Linked DNA regions of Homo sapiens: region 1 is linked to region 2. Evidence: chromatin loops called from intact Hi-C (ENCODE). Cell type or tissue: A673. All regions are shown on one strand. Links, peaks and the distances in the headings refer to the core of each region. The heading gives the core; the rest is flanking DNA. Region 1 overlaps ACSM3 (acyl-CoA synthetase medium chain family member 3). Region 2 overlaps DNAH3 (dynein axonemal heavy chain 3).

Region 1 (16,824 bases), core at 7,041-15,040, 310 kb after region 2:
GTGAGCCACTGCATCCAGCCTAATGGGTTAACGTTTATTAAATGCTTAGAACTGTATGGTACAATATGGGTATTTGCAAAATAATGGAGACCAAGAAGCTAACATTTCTAATCATTTTCACATATTTATAAAAATTAAAGTATCATGGAAGTAAAATGGAATCACCATCATAACAAAGAAAGTTTATATGGGGGTAAGCGGTAGGTAGGTAGTGTACAGATTGGGTTGTTAAACATTCTCCTGGAAGGGGATGTGCAAACCTTAACATCGAAAGCAGGAGAAGGTTTTCCCATTGAGCCAGGTTTAATTTTCATTCCCTTAAAATTTCCACAGATTAGCACCTAGTTAAGAAGAAGAAAAAGTAAGATAACATTACAAGTCACTTAAAATTTATTCATCTATCATGCATTCATTCAACAAATTATTTATTGAAAACTTACTATGAACTAGGCTCAAAATGAATGCTATACTCTCATGGAATGTAGTGATAACATATAAATACATGCATATGTATAAAATATAGTTATAACAATAATTACTCATATATCCATATTTATCAAAACATGAGTATATTAACATTTGCATTTATATTAGCATACTTGTTATGCTATTTCTAGTTAATGAATTTTTCAATTTTTGATTTTTATTTTTGATATTTTCATTTTTTACCAGGTGATACATTCTCATGGTTCATAAATTGAAGCATTATAAAGACACATTGTGAAAAGTTTTTTCAACTTTTCCCTTATCTATTTCATCTTACTCCTCCCTCTTCTACAAAATAACCACTGTTGTTCTTTTTTCTTATTTCATTTTTTGTTCTTATTTCATTTTTTGTTCTTATTTCATTCATTTCCTCTAGAATTTCTTATTCCTTATCTCTATGAGCTCTTTAAAAAATCCTTTTTAGAGTATGGTTGCTAAGGAGTTGTCCAGCAAACTCTTAATATTTCAGGCAGCAAGGATCTCAGCATTTTCCATTTTGAGGCAGCCCTAAATAAGATACTTCCCTATCACACTGGGAGGAATTCTTTCTTTCAGTAGATCCAGTATTATTTCATTTAAAAAAATATTGTAATGCCCTTACTCTGATCCATTAACAGTGGTGTTTGTCAATGAATGGCTATTTAAACAACTATCTGTTAACAGAGCTTTTTTGCAATTAGGTTCTTGCAAGCATTGTTTTTTTAAACATTTTCTAACCACTCAACTCCTATCCCTCAAATAATCATAAGGAGACTGTGGACACTTTGGTTTTTATTCATCTGACTAAATGGAATCCAGCTATGTCTTTTCAGTGAGGTCAGGTACCGTTTCAGTCTGTCCATATCCTTCGTAGATATCCAGGCCCGTCTTGTTTCTCCATTTTTCAGTCACGTCAGGGGTAATTGGTTCCCCAGCACTCACACAGTGCTTTAAGCTTTTAAACTTATAGCTTCTCAGAAAACCAGATAAGTTAGATTTAGGAGGAAAAATGGAGAGAAGTGAAGATTAAGGATTATTTCTTATGAACTTCAATATAAAATGTTTTAGTCGCTTTTTAATTCCTCTCCCTAGCACAAAACAAACCATTTTACCCCATAAACATATACAACTACTAAGTACCTACACAAATTAAAAATAAAGATATTAAAAAGATAAATCATTCTAATATCATAGAATGATACTAGAATACCCCAAATACTAGTTTTTCTTTACCCCCCTTTTTGTGGTGGAGGTATAATTTATTACAAAGAAGGTCATTCTGTTCTTAGGGAAGGTACCCCATAATAACATTTTATTTTATTTTGTTTTTATTTTTATGTTTTCATGGAATGCTTCAAAAATTTGCATGTCATCCTTGTGCAGGGGCCATGCTAATCTGCTCTGTATCATTCCAATTTTAGTGTATGTACTGCTGAAGTGAGCACCATAATAACACTTTAAATCAGCAATGAAAAGTACCAATTGTTTGGTAAAACTGATGGTGGGATATTTATACAATGGAATACTATACAGCTATGAAAAATGAGGAAGCTCTTGGACAGTGCTGCCCAGTAGAACTTTCTGTTATATGGAAGTACTCTGTAATCTGCTGTACCCACTACAGTATATGCTAGCCCTATATGGATATTGAACACTAGAAACAGGACTAGTATAACTGAGGAATTGAATTTTTAATTTTACTTAATATTTATATTGAAATAACTAGCTGTGGTTAGTGGCTACCATATTGCACAACACAGTGCCAGAATGTATTGTTAGAGGAAAAAAGCAAGGTGCAGAACTGTGTGAATCTTGTGATACCATTTATGTTTATAATAGAGAAGGAAAGGCCAGGTGTGGTGGCTTACACCTGTAATCCCAGCACTTTGGGAGTTAGAGGTGGGCGGATCACCTGACATCAGGAGTTCGAGACCTGCCTGGCCAACGTGGCAGAACCCCATCTCCACTAAAAATACAAAAAGTAGCCAGGCATGGTGGTGCACACCTGTAATCCTACATGCTCAGGAGGCTGAGGCAGGAGAATTGCTTGAACAGGAGGCGGAGGTTGCAGTGAGCCGAGATTGTGCCACTGCACTCCAGCCTGGGCAACAGAGCAAGACTCCGTCTCAAAAAAAAAAAAATTGAGACGGGGAGAACACATGTGTATCAGTTTGTGTATTTTCAGGGAGAATAGACAAGAAACTGGAAACTCAGTTTGCCTCCATGGAAGAGGACTGGGTCACTGGGGACAAGGTTTGAAGCAAGACTTTTCACTATGTATTTTTATATACCTTTTGAATTTTATGGCAGGTGAATTATTTCCTATTCGATAATTAAATAACATCAGTTTAAATATATTTACCTGTGATATGAGCTATAACAAGAAATACATAGATGTTGAGTATCCTTAATCTGAAAATTCAAAATCCAAAGTGCTCCAAAATCTGAAACTTTTTTAGTACCAACATGATGCTCAAAGGAAATGCTCATTGGAGGATTTCAGGTTTCATGTTTTTGGATTAGGGCAGCCCAACCAGTATAATGCAAATATTCCAAAATCCAAAACAATCTGAAATCCAAAAGACTTCTGGTCTCAAGCATTTTGGATAAGGGATACTCAACCTGTACTGAGTCTTCATCCTGGGTTCCTGGCCCAGAGCTTCTAAAACCTTTGTAATTTCCCAAGTGATGGGTGTGCTAGGAGTATCTTTTGTTCTAATATTTTGCCTTTGACTCTAGTTTCTGATACAGAGCTTCTAAATTCCATGGAATTTCCTGGGTAATAGAATTGTCTTTTGTTCTCATGAGGCGACTCTCAATGGGGCTCCCGTATAGGGGTTGGTCACAAGAAAGACTAAGCCAGGAACAGAAGCTTGGCACTTTCAGCCTCACCTCCATCCTTCAGGGAAAGGAGAGGAGCTGGAGATTGACTTAATAATCAATCATGCCTACATAATGGAGCCTCCAAAAAAATCCCTGAAGTATGAGGTTTGGAGAGCACCACGTGCCGGAAAGGTAGTGCACCCCCACTCCACAGGGATAGAAGCTGCTGCACTTGGGACCTTGTGGACCTCACCCTATGTACCTCTTCATCTGGCTAGCTATTCATCTGTAACTTTTATCATATCTTTTATAATAAGCTGGGAAATGTAAGTAAGTGTTTTCTTGCACTCTGTGAGCCATCATAGCAAATTACTAAACCCAAGGAAGGGTCATGGGAACCTCTGATTTGTAGCCATTTGGTCATATGCGCAGGTGACAGCCTGGACTTGTGATTAGCATTTGAGATGGGAAAGAGTCTTGTGGGACTGAGTCATTAACCTGTGGGATATGATGCTGCCTCCACGGAGATAATGTCAGACTGAATTAAATCATAGGATACTCAACTGATGTTGGAGAATTGGTCAATGTGGGGGAAAAGATCCCTTACATCTGGAGACCCAGAGTATTGAGTGTTGTGAATATAGTAAAATAGTGGTTGCTGGGAGTTGAGTTATGAGGATGCAATAGCGTAAGAATGATATAATGGACTTTGGGGACTCTGGGGAAAGGGTGGGAGGTGGGTGAGGGATAAAAGACTATACATTGAGTACAGTGTATACTGCTTGGGTGATGGGAGCACCAAAATCTCAGAAGTCACCACTAAAGAACTTATTCATGTAACCAAACACCACCTGTTTCCCAAAACCCTATTGAAACAAAACAAAACAAAACAAAAACAAAAACAAAACAAAGAGAAACGGGGGTTGTTTTTCTTTTTGGATTACCAATGAACCCTTTCAAATGGAATCAGCAATAGAATAAAAGATATGCATCCTCTTTTCTATCTGCTGGGATAAGGTTCCAAATAGAAACAAGTTCTCTACTTTCTCAGCTCAGAGAAAGCCATCATCCAAAAGATTTACCATCTTCTTACCCATAACCACTGGGCTTAGAGCTATAAACATAGCTGAACCCTCACTTTCTTCTTGTTTGGGGGATCTTGCCCTGGTCACAGTAATTATCATTTACAGAATGCAGGCAAGAAGGAGAAAGAGGAAGAGGAGAGATTGCTAAATCCTGTGTCTACTGGCTTGGAGCTATGTTTCAGGCAGAAAGATCTTTTATTTTATAGCTTCCTCTTCTCCCCTCTCCCCACTAGATGCCTATTTACTAACATTTCTTACCTGGTTATATCATTCTGTACAAGCATTCGGTATACAGTTGGTGCTGAACAGAAGACTGTGATGGGGTACTTGGAGAGTGTCTGCAATTTAGAAAAAGCAAACTCTTGGTCTTACTACAACTTAAATAAGTGCTTAAATGTCTTTGGTTGACGCAGCACAATTTAAACATTGTTTATGTTAATGTAAATACATTCTTACCTTTTCTTGTAGAATCATCCCTCAGTGTCTGCAGGATTGGTTCCAGGAATGCTTAAGTCCCTTATATAAAATTGTATGGTATTTGCATATAACCTATGCATATCCTCCCGTATACTTTAAATCATCTCTAGATTATTTATACTGCCTAAAACAATGTAAATGCTATGTATATATTTGTTACATGGTATTTTTTATTTGCATTTTTTTAATTGTTGTATTTTGTTTTTGGTTTTTCTCCCCAAATATTTTCAATATGTGCCTGGCAGAATCAGAGGCTGCAGAACCTGTGGATACAGAGGGGGCCGAGTGTATCTTTTCAGGCTTATTGACTTTCTGGATGTGACATATCTTAAATCATATTGTCTACTCTGATCTCTGCAAGTTGCTTTATTCACCAGTTCTGTCAGCCATACTGCTTAATGCATTTCTAAATATTGACCTCTTTGTGCTTTGGCTTACTTGCAAGATAGAAGTCGGCTCAAAACGGGGTAAATGGTGTGTGAATACACATGCTCCCTGGATCCACGGAGAAAAAACACTACTCCATGCAGACTTTGCCCAGCCCGTATCTGAGGTATTCCACATCACATCTGAGGGTGTCAAATCTAGCCAGAACCTGGGAAAACAAAGAGTAGCCCTGATGTACATAGGAAAATAAATATAAAAGACCAGTACATAAGTCATCATCTTTGCAGTTTTGACACTTCAAGCTGCACTTTTGTGAAAGTATACCTTCCATTTACAGATAATCCTAAACCAAAACTGCTGTGGGTGTGTGCAGTCATTTTCGGATATCCACTTGTTCCACTGGTAAAGAATATGGCCATGATCTCATTGTGTTTTGTCTTCACACAGGTGTGGCTGTCACTGGCATGTCTGCAAAGGAAAAACTACAATGACTGCATGTTAAACACAGCATCACAGACTGTTACCACTGAAAAATTTTGAGAAGCTCTCCACTTGAACCTCTTCATGTCATGAATCAGGTGCCAGTGGCTTAGCTTGAATTACAGGGTAAAAGCCATCACTTTCTCTATCCTTTTAGGTGCTTTCTAGAATCAAAACTAAACTTTGTCATCAAAGGCCCATTTATAATAGCTGCTTTCCTAGCTTTTTATTCTATGATAAAGAAGGATTGAAGCATTTTTAAAACTTGAGATTTTTATCATACCTCCAGCAGAGTAAGGAGTCTGTGTGATCTTGCAATCATGGATAAGGAAGAATTTTCCCCTTCCCTCCCCTATGGATGCTTTAAAATGTGATTTTTTAAAAATGAGTATGTTAATACAATACATGTTAGTAAAAGCCATGGGTACTGATGGGCCAACACACTACAGCCTACTGGCAAAATCTGACTTGCCTCTTGTTTCTGTAAATAAAATGTTATTGCCCATTCATTGAGGTAGTACCTGTGGTTGCTTTCACACTACAGTGGCAGAGTTGAGTAGTTGTGATGAGACTGACTATACGGCCTGCAAGCCTTAAGTATTTATTCTCTGTCCCTTTTACAGAAAATGTTTGCTGAGGCTGGGCATGGTGGCTCACGCCTGTAATCCCAGCACTTTGGGAAGCTGAAGCGGGTGAATCACCTGAGGTCAGGAGTTCGAGACCAGCCTGGCCAACATGGCGAAACTCTGTCTCTACTGAAAATACAAAAATTAGCCAGGCACAGTGGCACATACCTGTAATCCCAGCTACTCAGGAGGCTGAGAATCGCTTGAACCAGGGAGGTGGAGGTTGCAGTGAGCCAAGATCGAGCCACCGTACTCCAGCCTGGGTGACAGAGAAAGACTCTGTCTCAAAAAAAAAAAAAAAAAAGTTTGCTGACCGTGAAAGGTTGGCTTTTCTGTTTCCCACAAGAGAGTCTACATAGTTCTGGATATAGCAGACAATAAGATTGAACAGGATCTAAGCATCCATCCAGGGAAGAAAGAGTTCCAGTTAAAGAGAAAGAAAACCTTTTAGTTCCAAAGGATAATCAGACTTCTATACAAGTCACACATTAGGGCAGCTGCACACATACATATCAAGTGTCTAAGATGCACACAGACTTATCCAGGCATGTGGGGTTGAGAATGAGTAGAAACAACCAGGCCATTCATGAGAAATATAGAAAAGCTATTTTCTTTTCTTTCTTTTCTTTTCTTTTCTTTTTTTTTTTTTTGAGACAGGGTTTCTCTCTCTCTCACCCAGGCTGGAGTGCAGTGGCTCAGTCATGGCTCATTGCAGCCATGACCTCCTGGGTTCAAGCGATCTTCCTACCTCAGCCTCCCGAGTAGGCTGGGACTACAGGTATGCATCACCATGCCTGGCTAATTATTTTTATTTATATAGAGAAGAGGTTTCACTGTGTTTCCCAAGCTGGTCTTGAACTCCTGGACTCAAACCATCATCCCACCTCAGCCTCCTAAAGTGATGATTTATAGGCATCAGCCACTGCGCCTGGCTAAAAAGCTGTTTTCAAAATCTGACAAAGCTACACCAAGTGTTCAGTCTATGATTTCATAATTATCTTAATTAATTAAAAATACTATCTATAGGCCGGGCGCAGTGGCTCACGCCTGTAATCCCAGCACTTTGGGAGGCTGAGACGGGCAGATCATGAAGTCAGGAGATTGAGACCATCCTGGCTAACATGACGAAACCCCATATCTGCTAAAAATACAAAAAGATTAGGTGGGCATAGTGGCATGTGCCTGTAATCCCAACTACTTGGAAGGCTGAGGCAGGAGAATCGCTTGAACTCGGGAGGTGGAGGTTGCAGTGAGCCGAGATTGCGCCACTACACTCCAGCCTGGGTGACAGAGTGAGACTCCGTCTAAAAAAAAAAAAGTATCTATAGCTGTGTTCCTATCACTTCCATCACCAATACGGTTGCCCTCAAAACCTGAGGAAGGGTTGTTGTACTGATCTCTTACTAGAGGCAGTACATACAGAAGTGAGGAGTGTAGGCTCAGCACCCATACTGCCTGGGTTTGAAACTTAGCTCTGCCAGATACTAGCATTTGACCTTATTCAGCTGTGTAATTATAGTACCTAGGTTGCTGTGAGGTTTAAATGAGGTAATATATCTGAAGTCCTTAGAATAGTTTCTGGCACATAACCGTATCAATATAAGCTATGATTGCAATTATAACATTATTTTTATTAGAACCGTACTTGGCCTTTGGCAAGAACTCAATATTAGGAATTTTAAATGTGGTAGGAAAAGTCCATAGTTGCAAGCATGCTCCCAAATCCTTGAGTAAAGGTAGGAAGCTCATTCTAGAGAAGGACTTTGCTGCCAGCCCAATTCTAAGGCATAACCAGTACCTGGCAAGAGTTCCAAGTAACCCATGGAAACACCCCATGCTAGGCTTCAACATCAGTGAAATTCACTTTTATAATTGCATCCATTAACATTAAGCATTTTTTCTTTTAACCTGATACCAGTGTTGCTGTCAGCAAGGGAATGGGATAGCCAACACTGAAGGACTGACTGTGATCCTTCAGTGACAGGTGCTGGGAGCACTCTCTAGAGATTGCCTTGACTGAAGACAGTGGCTTTGTTAAAGGTCTTGACTCCTAGGGACAACCCCATCCAATTACTGATCAATGTGGGTATATAAAGGCCAGGACCTCTTGCTTTAGCTGGGAACAGCTTTGAGGAGGTCCTTCAGAGGTCCCAGTGGGTTGACTGAAAGCTTTGTAGGGAATACATCGCAAATAAATTTCTTTCTCTGCCCAGTCCGACATTCTTACTCATTCCTCACAGGTGTTAATCCCAAAAGAACTCCTTAATAAACTTCCTATACACCAATCTCCAATCTCAGGGGATCCCAACCTACAAAAAGCACTCCAAGCTCCTTCCTACTTCAGAGTTTAGCACTATTAGTGCAGCAATAACTACCAACTGTTCCCTTTGCCTGTTGTTTTAATTTGCATTTTTCTAATCACTGCTGGGTTTAATATCTTTTTATTGTTGCCTTTCCTTTTGGGAAGCTGTTTTACAACAAGTGTGGCTACTCACTTCATCAACTCCTTGAGGTTCCCCCACCCCTCTCTGGAGTTCTCTGATACAATCAGCTTGGAGTGCAGATTTTCACATTTGGATGCAACAGCGTCTACTGCTGGGGCTAAAACATCATTGGTGATAATGCAGTTTGCTTTTGAAGATTGTAGTCTGTAGAGAATGTCTTTCTGGGTCAGCTGAGTGGTTCCTGGAATTAAAACTGTCCCTAAAGGGGCAGAAAAGAAACAGTGTTTAGAAGAAATGTTATTCTTCATTATGTTAGAGTAGTGTAGATACCATCTATACATTCTGTATTTCTCAGAGTGAGTTAGTCAGTTTACCAGGAAGATATCTATTTATCTTGCTTTCACTTATCTGCTTTTGCCTTTCAAGGGATTTCAGAGTCTATGACCCTTTTGGCTTAACATGAAAGCATGTTAAATACTGGATAATTATTCTTTATTTGAAGACCATCCCTAACATTGAGCTTGAAGAAGGTTTTGATTGAAAAGTAATATTAACCAATATTTATTGAGTATTTGATTATATGTTTTAACTTATTCAGTCCCCACCAAAAAAACCCCAAAACATAAAAGCTATGAATAACTTGCCCAAGGTATCACTTAAGTAGTAAGTGACAGTGCAGGGATTGAACCCTGTAGCCTGACTCCAGAACTGTACACTTCACCACATCAGCTGAGTGCCTCTTAAAATGTACATGATTGCTTTATGATTTATTTCCAAAAGGAAGTGTGGAGGCATTCATCTTTTCTGTGGTTCTATTCCTGCTGGTTATATATTACACTGTAAGATGAAGTATAATGATTAAGAGTGTCCTGGAGCCAGACACTCTTATAGCTGGGACTTGGGACAAGCCACTTCACCTCTGTGAGCTTCAGGTTCTGCATCTGTAAAGTGATATTGTAATAATACTACTTCTTTTATAGGATAATTAGGGGATTAAATGAGTTAAAATATGTAAAGAACTTAGAACAGTGCTCAGTAAGCTTTGGGTATTATTTTCTCAAAGGATAAATGGACTCTCAAAAATATATAGATCTTCCTCCTGGGCCCCACCACCCTTAAGTCCCAGACCCTTAAGACAGGGATGGAAAGCATTCACTTCACAATAGGTTTTACTCTTCCCAGGCGACACAGTAGGCAAGAAGATTGGGGAACACATGTCTGGCATTCCTGGACTCTTGACACTGGCTCATCCTTTCACTTTGGGAAGGACCAGGCCTCTCCATCAGGGTTCTTCAAGAAACCAACAACCAGGACCAGAACACAGGTTCTTTAGAATATCTTTTCTTTCTAATCAGGGCAACACAACAATTTTTGTGAGGCTGTAACTCTAAGATTATCTTTTAAAGATGTTCCACCTAGGGATAAGGAATTAGCCTACCACGGCCTAACTTTTATATAATTTAAAGGCACTCTTTGACAATAAGCCCACAACAAAATAAATGTATCATGATTACTTAGGTGTTCTGGAAAATCTCCCCTCCAGCTTAGTAATAAATATGATCGGAAAGCAAACATTACTAACCTGTTCGCAGACAGGCCACATTTGCAAGCCACCACTCTGGGACCCTGGGCAGAATCAGAATTACCCGATCTCCTCTTTGTAGGGAACAGGCTTCTGAAAGTATATTGGCAAATTTTCTGGACAGAGATCCCAGTTCCTCAAAACTCCATCGCATCTCTTCTCCATTTCTGTTGATCCACCAGAAGGCTGGATTTGAAGGTTTCTTTCCAGCCTGAGGAAAGAAAAACCAGTCATTGATTTAAAGGTTGTTATACAGCTAAATTCTGGGCCAACTGACTCAATGGAATAGATTAGCTGAAGAAAGTTCGCAAGTCATTAGTTAGAACATGGATGGAGAATTTGGAAATAACTCTGGGGGAGACATCATCAAGATGGATGACTAGAGATGCCCAGTACTCACCTCCTACCAGAAGTACCAAGACAGTAAGCAGATAACATGACAAATAGAGTGTCAAAGGGAGAACACTGGAATTTAGCAAGGAAGTGACAAAACTCTCTGAGACCTGAAAACTAGAGATGAAAGCATAGAGAGGGAAGAAGAGCAGCTGGCCAGGATCAGCACAGAGCCCAGAGGGACTCCCTATTTTGAGGAAAATGTAAGTGGAAGATCCTCAGCAGTACACATTCCCATCACAGATGCCTGAAGTCCCACCTACAGGAGAGCCCCTCAGCCCTCACATGCCCTGAGCCTAGTAAACGCTGTATAGTATAGTATACTAGTATAGTATAACATTGTTCCAGAGAGGAAGTTCATACTAGGTCCTCCTGCAACAAACCCCAGGACCCGAGCTGCTATAGCATGGCATCATTTTAGGAACAGAGCTACTACCATACTACATCTTGCCCTGGGGCCAATTGCCCCTGCATCTCCACATCCCTGGGGCCTTGCTGACATCCCCACACGTTCCCGTAGAGGGCTGCAGCATTCCAACACCAGGTGGATCCAGTGATAGAGCCAGGCCACTGGCACCCGAGCCTACACACAGCACTCTACACCCCAGGTAACAGGGAGTCCAGCACATCAAGAGAGGCTGCCCCAGGACATAAGGCACTAAAGCACACTCCCCAGAGCCTGAGAGCTGCCTTCCTGAGCCTGCTGCCATGAACATGATCTTGCCCCCTCTAGTGGCAGAGCCGCTTTGTGCCTGCATTGCCATCTGCGGACCCAAGGACTGGCCCATTCAGGCTGCCACTACTACAAGTACCCATGTGCACTGCCAAAGGACCTGAGGTCTGACTCACTTGAGGCTTACCACTGCTACTGCCAGTGCCCATGCACACTTCCTGGGAGCCTGAGGATCAGCCTGCCTGGGACCCACTGGAGCCACTGCTGGCACCCTTATGATGAACAAAATAACACCTATCAATAACAATCTTGAATGTAAACAGTTTAAATTCCCCAGTTAAAAGATATGGACTGTATGGACTGACTAAATGGATAAAAAACAAGACCCAACTATAGGCTGCCTACAAGAAACTCACTTCACCTGTAAAGATACACATAGATAGGGCCAGGCGCAGTGGCTCATGCCTGTAATCCCAGCACTTTGGGAGGCCAAGGCGGGCGGATCACGAAGTCAAGAAATCGAGACCATCCTGGCCAACATGGGGAAACCCCGTCTCTATAAAAAATACAAACATTAGCTGGGCATGATAGCGTGCACCTTGTAGTCCCAGCTACTTGGGAGGCTGAGGCAGGAGAATCGCTTGAACCCGGGAGGCGGAGGTTGCAGTGAGCTGAGATCGTGCCACTGCACTCCAGCCTGGTGACAGAGTGAGACGCTGTCTCAAAAAAAAAAAAAAAAAAAAAGACACAGAAAATGAAGAGATGGAAAATAATATTTCAAACAAATAGAAACCAAAAGTGTGCAGGAATAGCTATGCTTATATCACATGAAATAGACTTTAAGTCAGAAAACATAAAAAGAGGCAAAGAAGGTCATTATATAATGATAAATAGATCAATTCAGCAAGAGGATATAACAATTGTAAATATATACGCACCCAACATCAGTGCACCTGGATATATAAAGCAAATATCATTAGATGTAAACAGATAGACTCCAATACAACAATGTTCAGGACTTTAACACTCTACCCTCAGCATTAGACGGATCATCTAGACAGAAAATTAACAAAGAAACATTGGATTTATACTGCACTTTGGACCAAATGGACCTCGCAGATATTTACACAACATTTTATCCAACAGCTACAGAATACACATTCTTCTTCTCATCAGCACATGGCACATTCTCCAGAATAGACCATATGTTAGGGCACAAAACAAATTTCAACAAATTCTTAAAAATTGAAATCATACCAGGTATGTTCTTAGACCACAATGGAATAAAACTAGAAATCAGTAACAAGAGGAACTTTGGAAAACTGTACAAATACATGGAAATTAAACAACATGCTCCTGAATGACCAGTGAGTCAATGATGAAATTGAGAAGGAAAGCAAAAAATGTCTTGAAAATAATGAAAATGGAAGCATAATATATCAAAATCAATGAAATAAAGCAAACACAGTGTTAAGAAGGGAAGTTTATAGCCATAAACACCTATATCAAACAAGCAGAAAGATTTCAAATAAACAATCTAAGAATGCACCTCAAGGAACCAGAAAAGCAAGAACAAACTAAATCCAAAATTAGTAGAAAGAAAGAAATAATAAAGATCAGAGCAGAAATAAATGAAATTGAGGCAAAATTATAAAAGATCAACAAAACAAAATTTTTTGAGGAAAAACAAAATAGACAAATCTTTAGCTAGATTAAGAAAAAAAGAGAAGACCCAAATAAATAAAATCAGAAATGAAAAAGGAGACATTACAACTGTACCACAGAAATACAAAAGATCATTAAAGACTCTTATGAACAACTATATGCCAACAAATTGGAAAACATAGAGGAAATGGATAAATTCCTGGACACACATAACCTACCAAGATAGAAAACCTGAATAGACCAATAATATGTAATGAGATTGAATCAGTAATAAAAAAAGCCCAGAATTGGATGGTTTTACTGCTGAATTCTACCATAAGAACTAACACTAAATCTTTTTTTTTTTTTTTTGAGAGGGAGTCTCACTCTTGTCACCTAGGCTGGAGTGCAATGGTGTGATCTCAGTTCACTGCAACCTCCACCTCCCAGATTAAAGTGATTCTCCTCCCTTAGCCTCCCTAGTAGCTGGGATTACAGGCATGCACCACCATGCCCGGCTAATTTTTGTATTTTTAGTAGAGACACCACACTTCCTAACTTCAAATCATACTACAGAGCTATAGTAACCAAAACAGCATGGTATTGGCATAAAAACAGATGCATAGACCAATGAAACAGAATAGATAACCCAGAACTAAACCCACACATTTACATTCAACAGATTTTCAACAAAGGTGCCAAGAACATACACTGAGGAAAGGATATCCTCTTCAGTACATGGTCCGAGGAAAAGTGGTAATCATATGTGGTAGACTAAGACTAGAGCCCTCTCTCTCACCATATACAAAAATCAACTCGAACTGGATTATAGACTTAAATGTAAGACTCAAAACTATAAAACAACCGAAGAAAATATAGTGTAAATGCTTCAAGTCATTGATCAAGGCAAATGTTTTATTTTTTATTTTAATTTTAATTTTTAAAATTTTTTAAATTTTATAATAAATTTAATAAAATTGGGCAGATCCTGAGCCAGAGTAGGCTCTGAGACTCCCCTAGGCAAATATTTTAGGGATAAGGATATGAAAACACAGGCAACAAAACCAAAAACAGACAAATGGGACTATACAAAGCTAAAAAGCTTCTGGACAGTAAAGGAAGCAATCAACAGAGAGAAGAGACAAGATGTAGAATGGGAGAAAATATTTGTGAACTATTCACCTGACAAGGAATTAATATCCAGAATATACAGGGAATGCAAATAACCCAACAGCAAAACAAAACAAAACAAAACAAATAATTCAATTAAAAAATGGACATAGAATCTGAATAGACATTTCTCAAAAGACATACTAATTGGCAGCAAGTATATGAAAAAATGCTCAACATCATTAATCATCAGGATAATTCAAATCAAAACCATGATGAGATATGATCTTACCCCAGTTAGAATGGCTATTGTCAAAAAGACAAAAGATAACAAATGCTTGAGAGGATGTGGAGAAAAGGGAACTCTGAAACACTATTGGTGAGAATATAAATTAGTACAGCCATTGCAGAAAACAATATAAGGGCCTCTCAAAAAACTAAAAATAAAACTACCATATGATTTAGCAGTCTCACCACTGGGTATTTTTTCAAAGGAAAGGAAATCAGTCTATTGAAGAGATATCTGCACTGCCATGTTTATTGCAGCACTGTACATAATAGCCAAGATATGGAATCAACCTAAATGTCTATCAAGAGATGAATGGATAAAGAAAATGTGGTATATATACACAGTGCAATACTATTCAGCCATAAAAAAGAATGAAATTCTGTTATTTGTGGCAACATGTATGAACTTGGAGGACATTATGTTAAGTGAAATAAGTCAGACACGGAAAGATAAATGCCACATGTTCTTACTCATATGTGGGAGCTTAAAAAAATGAGCTTCACTGAACTTCAGCCTGGGCAACAAAGTAAGACCCTGTCTCTTAAAAAAAAAAAAAAAAAAAAAAAAAAGGAGCTCGGCCTGGCGTGGTGGGTGGCTCACGCCTGTAATCCCAGTGCTTTGGGAGGCCAAGGTGGGCGGATCACTTGAGACCAGGAGTTCAAGGTCAGCCTGGCCAACATGGCAAAACCCTGTCTCTACTAAAAATACAAAAATTAGCCGGCATGGTGGCAGGTGCCTGTAGTCCCGGCTACTCGGGAGGCTGAGGCACAAGAATTGCTTGAACTCATGAGGCGGAGGTTGCAGTGGGCTGAGATCACACCACCGCACTCCAGCCTGAAAAGAGCTCATAGAAGTAGGGAGTGGAATTGTGGCTATTAGAGGCTAGGAACGGTAGTGGGGAGAGGAGCATAGAAAGAGGTTGGTTAATGGATGCAAAATTATAGCTAGATGGATGGAATAAGTTCTAGTGTTCTATAGCACTGTAGAGTGAAAACAGTTAAGAATAATATATTGAGTATGTTCAAAAAGCTAGGAGAGAGGATTTTGAATGCTCCCAGCACAAAGAAATGATGCATGTTTGGGATGATGGGTAGCCTAATTACCCTCATTTGATCACTACACATTTTATACATGTATCAAAAATATCTTTGTACCCCATAACTATGTATAGTTATTACATAACTAAACATAACAGGAAAAATAATAACTTTGGGGTCCTTATTTCTAGACGTTGGAAGCCATGTCATTTCTTTTGGCCCAAATCATTTCCCATTTAGCCTGATCATTTTTCTTTCCAATAAGTGAGAATTCTTGCATCCTTTACATTTTCCCCAAAGATTTATCTGTGCCTCCTTTTCTACCATTTCTGACTCTTGGAATTACTTTTCACTCTTCTCCTTTTTTTTTTTTAAGTCAACCTAGAATTCTACATTTATGTAATACAGGGTCTCTCAACTAACCATGGAACTATTGACATTTCGGGTCAAATAATTCTTTGTTCTGGAGGCTGCCCTGTGCATTATGGGATATTTAGCAGAATCCCTGGCTTTTACCTGTTAGATGCCAGTAGCAACTGCCTCTGCCCCTATCATGGCAACAAAAATATTTCTAGACATTAGAGATGTTACCTAGGGGTAAAATCACTCCCAGTTGAGAAATTGTGGTCTGACTGGCCCTCCCCCCATACCTTTTCCTTATCAGTCCATTGGTCCAGGACATCTTTAGCAAAGTTGAAATACTCTGGAATCCCCAGTTTGAAGTCCTGTTTCATGGATTCATAGTTGGAGAAATTCTGAGGGGTTGCTGTTCTATTATCTTTATGCAGTGCCCTCACAGAACCAAAAATTGCTAGGCGCTGAAAACACTTGGCATGACGTAGCATCTTCCTGGTGACACGAGCTAGCATCAGTCTTGTTGGAAGCTTTAGCACTCAGGATTTGCACAGAGACCAGTTCATCTAAAAGACAAGCAAAAAGGACATATATTTGTTTCTGTCCTGAAGGTAGCCATACCCCAAAGTGGCTAAGTTTTGTTATTAGTATTGATAATCATCATGATAGTACCATTTGCTGCGTACACTCTGTGTTCCAAACACAGTGCTCAGTGTTTTATAGACACTTTCTTATTAAATCCTCAGAGAAACCCTGTGAAGTGGGTACTATTATCATCTCTGTTTACAGATTGAGAAAATGACTAGTAAGAGGCATTGGCTGGATTTGAACCCAGAACTATCAGGTCCTAGCCCATTCTCCAGAATACTGTGCACTATTGACACCCATATGCATTTCTAAAGAAGTAAAGATCTGGGTCACCCACTTAATCTCACTGAAAGCAAAGGGCTAAGGC
Region 2 (8,000 bases), core at 1-8,000:
ATCACCTTCCAGGGTATCCATTATTACCCCTGTGTCACAGGAGTTACTGTTGAGGCTTAGAAAAGTCCTGTATCATATCTAAGGTTCCACTGGCTAAGTGCAGGTTTCAGATCCTCAAAGCCTGTATGTGTTCCAATCTCCAAACGACAGGAGGCACAGCTCTAAGTTCAGGGAATTAAAGGTACGCATGACTAACATCCACATGATGGTCTGACCTTTCCCTCACTCTTCTATTTCAGGACCCCTCTTCTTACTGAATGCTGAGCAAATTGCGGAGGAGATAGGGAATATGTGGAGGACAACGTATAAACTGATCAAGACCTTGTCTGATGTGCCTGCACCCAGGCGCTTAGCAGAGAATGTGAAGATCAAGATCGATAAGTTCAAGCAGTACATTCCCATCCTCAGTATTTCCTGCAACCCAGGAATGAAAGACCGACACTGGCAGCAGGTTTCTATCAATCACTGCCCGCCCCCAAGCAGCGCAGCCCAGGCCTGGCCCTGACTGTCCTTGGGAAGGCAGGAAACATTACTAGGTCAAGCTTCTCCTTTCCGAAAGGAGACTCTATTTAAGGGCAAAGGGATAGCAAATGAGAGTGGCAAGACTTCTGAAGGAAGAGAATGAACTCCCTGCCCCCTGGACAGGTTGGCCCTTTCCTTGGAACCCCCATTGGTCGTGGTTCGTTGAGTGTTGTTCGAGCCAATGACCACAAAGGGTCTCCTTCCTGCTTCCTAAGCAGATGGGCTTTTGGAGGCCAAGAGCCTCCAAGGTGCAACAGGGATGTTCAATACAGTGAGAGGACCTTGATTTGCTCCTTGACCTAGGATACACAAAAAAGAAAGTCACATCTCTCCCTGGGGGTTGCTAATAATACCAGATGATTCCCACTTAGGATGACTTTGGTGTGGCATTTTATTGTCAAACAGGTTCAGAAATAACTTTGCACTCCTCTTTCAGCCCTTTGGGCCTACAAATTAGAAAAATAAATATTCTCCTTAAAAATAGCTGGGATTTTTATAAGGAACCAAGTGTGAGGGTGATAAGTGTGGTGTGAACACTAAGCAGAAAAAAGAAAACTCACTGTGTTTCTAAAATAATTGTCACTTCCAAGGGCTAGCAATGGCCTTGAAACATCCTTTACCAGGAGTCGCTCTGTATGGAATTAGAAGTGAAAATGGCTTTCTTTGGGAAGATTCTTCTCTGACTTGGCCTGTAATTCCCCCTCTCAGAACCACATTCAAGACCAGGCACGGTGGCTCAAGACCATAATCCTAACACTTTGAGAAGCTGAGGCAGGAGGATAGTTTGAGCCCAGCCTGGGCAACATAGTGAGACCCCCATCTCTCCCTAATTAATTAATTAATATTAGCTAGGTGTAGTGGTGCACATTTGTGGTCCAGTAACTTGGGAGGCTGAGGTGGGAGGATTGCTTGGGCCAAGGATGTCAAGGCTGCATTGAGCCATGATCGTGTCACTGCACTCCAGCCTGGGTAACGGGGGGACAAAAAAGCCACGTATAAGACTGAGGAAATTCTCTCTGAAAGGACCCAATGACAACACAGTGACAAGGAGCACTTTGTTCTCCCTAGGAAGAGAGAGGAAGACTCTCTTAATACATGAGAGAGTCAGGGTCTTTTTGTAGGGAGAAGCTACTTTCAGTTTCCCAAAAAGTCTTGAACTGGAGACCTAACCAAAGGATGGGGTGATGTATAGACAAGAGATAGGCTGTCTGAGTAGACCTCTGTTTTTCTTTTTTTTTTTTTTTTTTTTTGAGGTGGAATCTCACTGTGTCACCCAGGCTGGAGTGCAGTGACATGATCTCGGCTCACTACATTCAAGCAGTTCTCCTGCCTCAGTCTCCTGAGTAGCTGGGATTGCAGGCACGTGCCACCATGCCCTGCTAATTTTTGTATTTTTAGTAGAGATGGGGTTTCACCATGTTGGCCAGGCTGGTCTTGAACTCCTGACCTCAAGTGATCCACCCGCCTCAACCTCCCAAAGTTCTGGGATTATAGGCATGAGCCACCGTGCCTGGCTGGGATATTTTTTAATTGTAATTTTAATTAATTGATTTTTAAAATAGAGATGGGGGGGGTCTTACTATGTTGCCCAGGCTGGTCTCAAATTCCTGGCCTCAAGTGATCCTCCTGCCTTGGCCTCCTAAAGTGCTGGGATTACAGGCGTGAGCCACAGTGCCTGGCCATGACTTCTGGTTTTGAAACGCCCCAGCAGAGGGATCCGCAGAGGAGGAGTTGCTGTCAGCTGGTGCTCACGGGGTGCCTCTCTCTACGGACCCAGCCTAACTAGGACTTTGACCTGCATCGGGGGGATGGGGGGGTTAGGGAGCTTAGGTGGGACAGGTGGCCTCTGGTAGTGCCAGGTTTCTCTATGAGATGGCACTATCAAGAGTGTCCTTGTCGATGGCATTTGGAGAACATGCCGCGGGGCCGGGAAAGCCATCTGCTCCACCTGGTGCTTCCTCTATGATGCTATTCTTGTATGTGGGCACTCAGAAAATCCCAACCAGGCCAAGCGAGGTAGCTCACACCACTAATCTCAGCACTTTAGGAGGCCGAGACAGGAGGATCACTTGAGGCCAGGAGCTTGAGGCCAACCTGGGCAACATAGTGTGACCCATCTATTTAAAAAATTAATTAATTTAAATTTAAAAAATCCCAGTCAGGTGCCGTGGCTCACGCCTATAATCCCAGGACTTTGAGAGGCCGAGGCAAGTGGATCGCTTGAGCCCAGGAGTCTGAGAACCAGCCCGGGCCAACACTGCAAAACCCCATCAAGAAATACAAAAAAATTAGCCGGGCGTGGTGGCACATGCCTGTAGTCCCAGCTGCTAGGGAAGCTAAGGTGGGAGCATCACTTGAGCCTGGGAGGTTGAGGCTGCAGTGAGCTGTGATTGCGCCACTGCAGTCTAGCCTGGGCAACAGAGAAAGACCCTGTCTCAATAAATAAATAAATAAATAAATAAAGTAAAAAAATTCTAACCATAATAATAATGATGATATTGAAAATGTACTGAGTACCAGCTATGGTGCTGGGTACTGTGTTGTATACTTTATTTGGATTCTCACATTTCACCCTTAAAACAGGCCTTTGAAGTGGAGATTATTATTATCTCCATTTCACGGATTGGAAAACTGAGACTTGGAGAGATGAATTGTCAGATGGCTAGTTGGTGGTGGGAAAGGGGATTGGAATTTTTCTACACTGTTTGACTCAGCCTGGAAAAGTCAAAAAGGCAAAAAAGGTCCGGTCAGAGGAAGGGAGCGGGCAGTAGGGGGCAGTAAACCACAGTGAGAGAGGGCCGGGGAGCACAGCCCTAGGACAGTGGCTCCCAAGGAGTGAGCCCCTAAATGGAAGCCCAGTGGGCTGAGCAGTTAAGAGGCAAGTTCAGAAAGGACAAAGGCCCCTAGATACTCTCCGGACTGCCCCTAGGCAGAGCCCATTCCTCCCTGCAGTGTATGTAGGTCACACCACAGGCCGCCCTGGGGACAGCCCCAGGCCTGGGGATGTCATTCTCTGCCCTGATGCCTAACTTAGGAGATCCACTGCCACAGATGCTAGCTCTGGCAGGGGGATCTGAAGGATGAGCCATCTGTAGCACTCAAGTCTAGAAGCTGGATCTTCTGAAGCAAGGCCATGGCTGTGCTGGGGGTTCTGGTCATTTACAGAACGTAGGTAGAAAAAGTTAGAGCCTTACGTTTGGGGCACAGACTTTATAGATAACAGCAAAGGGGTTGCTACTGTGGTTTCAAACGAAATGGAAGCCACAAATCTAAAAGGCTTTTTGGATCACTACACTAAGGTGCATTTCTGATGTCCTATTTGCAATTAGTGTTATTTTGGTTATTTTTTCATCATGTGCCTATAACACTCTTGGTCTTCCAAGACCGTTATTTCAACGGTAACTACTTCTGGGTTCCTTGCTTTTGTGCTTTCTGAGTCATTATAAAAAAATCTCCTGGTCTGGCCAGGTGCAGTGGCTCACGCCTGTAATCCCAACACTTTGGGAGGCCGAGGCAGACAAATCACCTGAGGTCAGGAGTTCGAGAGCAGTCTGGCCAACATGGCGAAACCCCATTTCTACTAAAAATACAAAAATTAGCCGGGCGTGGTGCCATGCGCCTGTAATCCCAACTACTTGGGAGGCTGAGGCAGGAAAATCATTGGACCCAGGAGACAGAGGTTGCAGTGAGCCGAGATTGCGCCATGGCACTCCAGCCTGGGTGACAGAGCGAGACTCTCTCTCAAAAAAAAAAAAGTATGGAAAAAGAAAAATTTAAAAAATAATAAAAATTTAAAAAATAATAAAAATTTAACTGTTAAAAAAAAAGCAAGATGGAACAAGGTAACATTTGATCTTAGGGAGAAACTGCACTGATAGATGCCAAAACTGGCCCTCTGTGACTAGTACAAATATAACGTGAGCCATTTGTGTTAATTTTTTTTTTTTTTTGAGATGGAGTCTCACTCTGTTGCCCAGGCTGGAGTGCAGTGGTGCGATCTCGGCTGATTCCTGCCTCCACCTCCCGGTTCAAGCTGTTCTTTTGCCTCAGCCTCCCAAGTAGCTGGGATTGCAGGCACCTGCCACCGTGCCCAGCTAATTTTTGTATTTTTAGTAGAGACAGGGTTTCACCTGTTTGACAGGCTGGTCTTGAACACCTGACCTCAAGTGATCCGCCCGCCTCAGCCTCCCAAAGTGCTGGGATTACAGGAGTAAGCCACTGCACCCAGCCAATAATTTTAAAGTTTCTAGTAGCCACATTTTACAAAGTAAAAGGGACTGGGCATGATGGCTCACACCTGTAATCCCAGCATTTTTGGGAGATCAAGGTGCGAGGATTGCTTGAGTATAGGAGTTCAAGACCAGCGTGGAAAACATAGCGAGACCCCATCTCTACAAAAAAATTTTTAAAAAGAAAAAGGTTAGCCAGGCATGGTGTTGTATGCCAGTGGTCCCAGCTGCTCAGGAGGTCGAGGGAGGAGGACCACTTGAGCCTGGGAGGTCAAGGCTGCAGTGAGTCATGATCACACCACTGCACTTCAGCCTGGGCAACAAAGCAGGACCCTGTCTAATTAAAATTAGCTGGGTGTGGCGGCTCACTCCTGTAATGTGACTACTTTGGGAGGCTATGGTGGGAGGATCGCTTGAGGCCAGGAGTTTGAGACCACTTTGAGCAACACAGCAAGACCCTATCTCTACAATAAATTTAAAAATTAGCCAGGCAAGGTGGTGTGTGCCTGTGGCCCCAGCTACTGGGGAGGCTGATGTGGGAGGATTGCTTGGGCCTGGGAGGTCAAAGCAGCAGTGAGCTATGATGGCACTGTGTTGCCTGGGAGACAGAGTGAGACTGTCTCAAAAAATTTTTTTAATTTAATTTAAAAATAAATTCCTCAGTCACACTAGCCACATCTCTGGTGCTCAACAGCCACCTGCCACTCGTGGCTGTTATGCTGAGCAGTGCAGATAAAAAGAACATCTCCATCATCACAGAAGGTTCTACTGGACAGCACTGCCTCGGACAACAAACATTTGCTTTCCTCTTTTCTTTGCAGATCAGTGAGATTGTTGGCTATGAGATAAAGCCCACCGAAACGACCTGCCTCTCAAATATGCTCGAATTTGGATTCGGCAAATTCGTTGAAAAGTAAGGGCTTATCCCCTCCTTCAGATAAGGTTTTGGTCAAAGGATCTGTAAGTTCCCACAGTGATCTGATTGGCTCCATATCGGGCTGTTTGTTTTTTTTTCCTTGTGGCGTAGGGTGGCTTAAGGCTATTTAATTACCTGCAGCTACCAACTCGTATTGGTGAAGCTTCTGTTTTTTAGCTGCAGAGCTGCTGATGGGTTGTGACTAGAAAATTGAGTCATGGATTTTATTTCAAAGGGTTTTTTTTTTTTTTAATGTTCTTTGAACCTGAGCTTCAAGCCCAGCTCTCAGTGATTGGGGGCAAAACCATTCAGCCTTTCTGTGCCTCGGTTTCCTCTTCTTTAAACAAACAAAGCAACAACCGTCTCTGAGCTTTAAGATTGTGTGAAACCTGGTCCAATAAGAAGTCTCTTCTCGCCTGGGCACAGTGGCTCATGCCTGTAATTTCAGCACTCTGGGGGGCCGAGGCAGGCGGACCACTTGAGGTCAGGAGTTCAAGACCAGCCTGGCCAACATAGTGAAACCCCCGTTTCTACTAAAAATACAAAAGCTAGCCAGGCATGGTGGCACATGCCTGTAGTCCCAGCTACTCAGGAAGCTAAGGCCAGAGGATCGCTCGAACCCAGGAGGTGGAGGTTGCAGTGAGCCAAGATAGCGCCATTGCACTACAGCCTGGGTGACAGTGTGAGACTCCATCTTAATTTAAAAAAAAGAAAAAAAAAGAAGTCTTTTCTCTTGCTTTCTTCCCTTCTCCAAATTCCCCTGGAGTTTGTGTGTGAGAATTTTACCATTTGGATGCTACCTCTAGAACAGAGCTTCTCAGGACCCTACTTGCTTTTTCACACTTCCTTCAGGGCGATGGGTGGGGAGATGTTGCATTGCCTGGACTGGAGACCCTGTTAGGTGAGTGTGGCACCCAGATCTGCTGCATCAGCGTCAGCTAGGAACTAGCTAGAATGCACGTTTTCAGGCCCCACCCAACCCACATAATCAAATTCTGCAGATGGGCCCTGCAGTCTGCATTTTAACAAATCCTTCAGGTCAGCACTGTCCAAAGCAGCATCCACTGGCCACATGTGGCCATTGAGCCCCTACAGTGCAGCTAGTCTGAATTAGATGTGCTGTAAGTATAAAATACAGGCTGGATTTCGAAGACATACTACAAGAAAAAAGAATGCAAAATACCTAACAATTTTTAATACTGATTAGTATTGAAATGATAATATTTTGGATATATTGAGTCAAATACATTATTGGAACTAATTTCACCTGTGTCTTTTAATATTTTTAAAATGTGGCTACTAGAAACTTTATTTTATTTTATCTTATTTTATTTTGGAGACGGAGTCTCACTTTGTCACCCAGGCCAGAGTGCAATGGCACAATCTCGGCTCACTGCAACCTCCTCCTCCCAGGTTCAAGTGATTCTCCTGCCTCAGCTTCCCGAGTAGCTGGGGTTACAGGTGCCCGCCACCATGCCTGGCTAATTTTTGTATTTTTGGTAGAGACGGGGTTTCACCACATTGGCCAGGCTGGCCTTGAACTCCTGACCTCAGGTGATCTGCCCACCTCGGCCTCCCAAAGTGCTGGGATTACAGGCGAGAAACTTTAAAATTACATATGTGGCTCACTCTATATTTCTAATGGACAGCACTGCTCCAGGCGATTCTGATACATGAAAGGCTGAGAATTCCCCACTCATACTGCACCAGAGCAGGTCTAATTTAAGGCACTTCCCAGCTCCTGAATCTTTCTGCCACCTGAATACTGTGATGCCTCTCCAATACCACCACTATGTTCCTCATTAACGAGCAGGCCTAGAGACGCAAATGTTTTTTATCAGGTTTAGGATAAAAACCCTTAGGTTTTTTGGCCAAAGGGCCTCACTTTCCCCCAGTAAGATGTTTCCAAGAGACACTAGCTATTGAACACTTATGCTGCACTCAGCATTTTATATACCTGAACCCTTTTTATTTATTTATTTATTTTTTATTTTTTGAGACAGAGTCTCACTCTGTGTCCCAGGCTGGAGTGCAATGGTGCAATCTCAGCGGTGCAATCTCAGCTCACTGCAACCTCCGCCTCCTGGGTTCAAGTGATTCTTCTGCCTCAGCCTCCCGAGTGGCTGGGATTACAGGCACCTGCCATCATGCCTGGCTAATTTTTGTATTTTTGTAGAGATGGGGTTTCATCATGTTGGTCAGGCTGGTCTCGAACTCCTGACCTCAGGTGATCCATCTGCCTTGGCCTCCCAAAGTACTGGGATTACAGGCGTGAGCCACCATGCCCGACCTTAACACATTTATCCATCACAAAAACCTAGTGTCCTAGGTCC

What was found. A loop is a pair of places that touch in the nucleus more often than their neighbours do. Peaks named below come from ENCODE experiments on the same cell type or tissue, not always from the same donor. Only the 100,000 strongest peaks of a DNase experiment are listed, where the experiment ranks them.
Region 1: it touches region 2 in a loop (3-fold over the local background); 3 of 110 quality-filtered maps call a loop at or near these places.

What each region holds. Positions count from the first base shown.
Region 1 is chr16:20,769,595-20,786,418 of GRCh38, reverse strand. It overlaps ACSM3 (acyl-CoA synthetase medium chain family member 3), which reads right to left. Exons shown (of 14, transcript NM_005622.4): 2 at 16,166-16,435; 3 at 10,370-10,580; 4 at 8,839-9,046; 5 at 5,562-5,705; 6 at 5,289-5,445; 7 at 4,632-4,711; 8 at 1,312-1,435; 9 at 261-341. The coding sequence starts at 16,384. It also overlaps a transcript of ERI2 not described here and the pseudogene RNU6-944P. Among named protein-coding and RNA genes, the nearest start is that of ACSM3, 14 kb to the right of the region's middle. In A673, for the core only: a CTCF peak has its summit at 11,496 (motif pointing left); a DNase peak (open chromatin) is centred at 11,498.
Region 2 is chr16:21,079,300-21,087,299 of GRCh38, reverse strand. DNAH3 (dynein axonemal heavy chain 3) reads left to right here. Exons shown (of 62, transcript NM_001347886.2): 19 at 240-451; 20 at 5,573-5,664. Among named protein-coding and RNA genes, the nearest start is that of DNAH3, 68 kb to the left of the region's middle. In A673, for the core only: a CTCF peak has its summit at 3,283 (motif pointing right); a DNase peak (open chromatin) is centred at 3,289.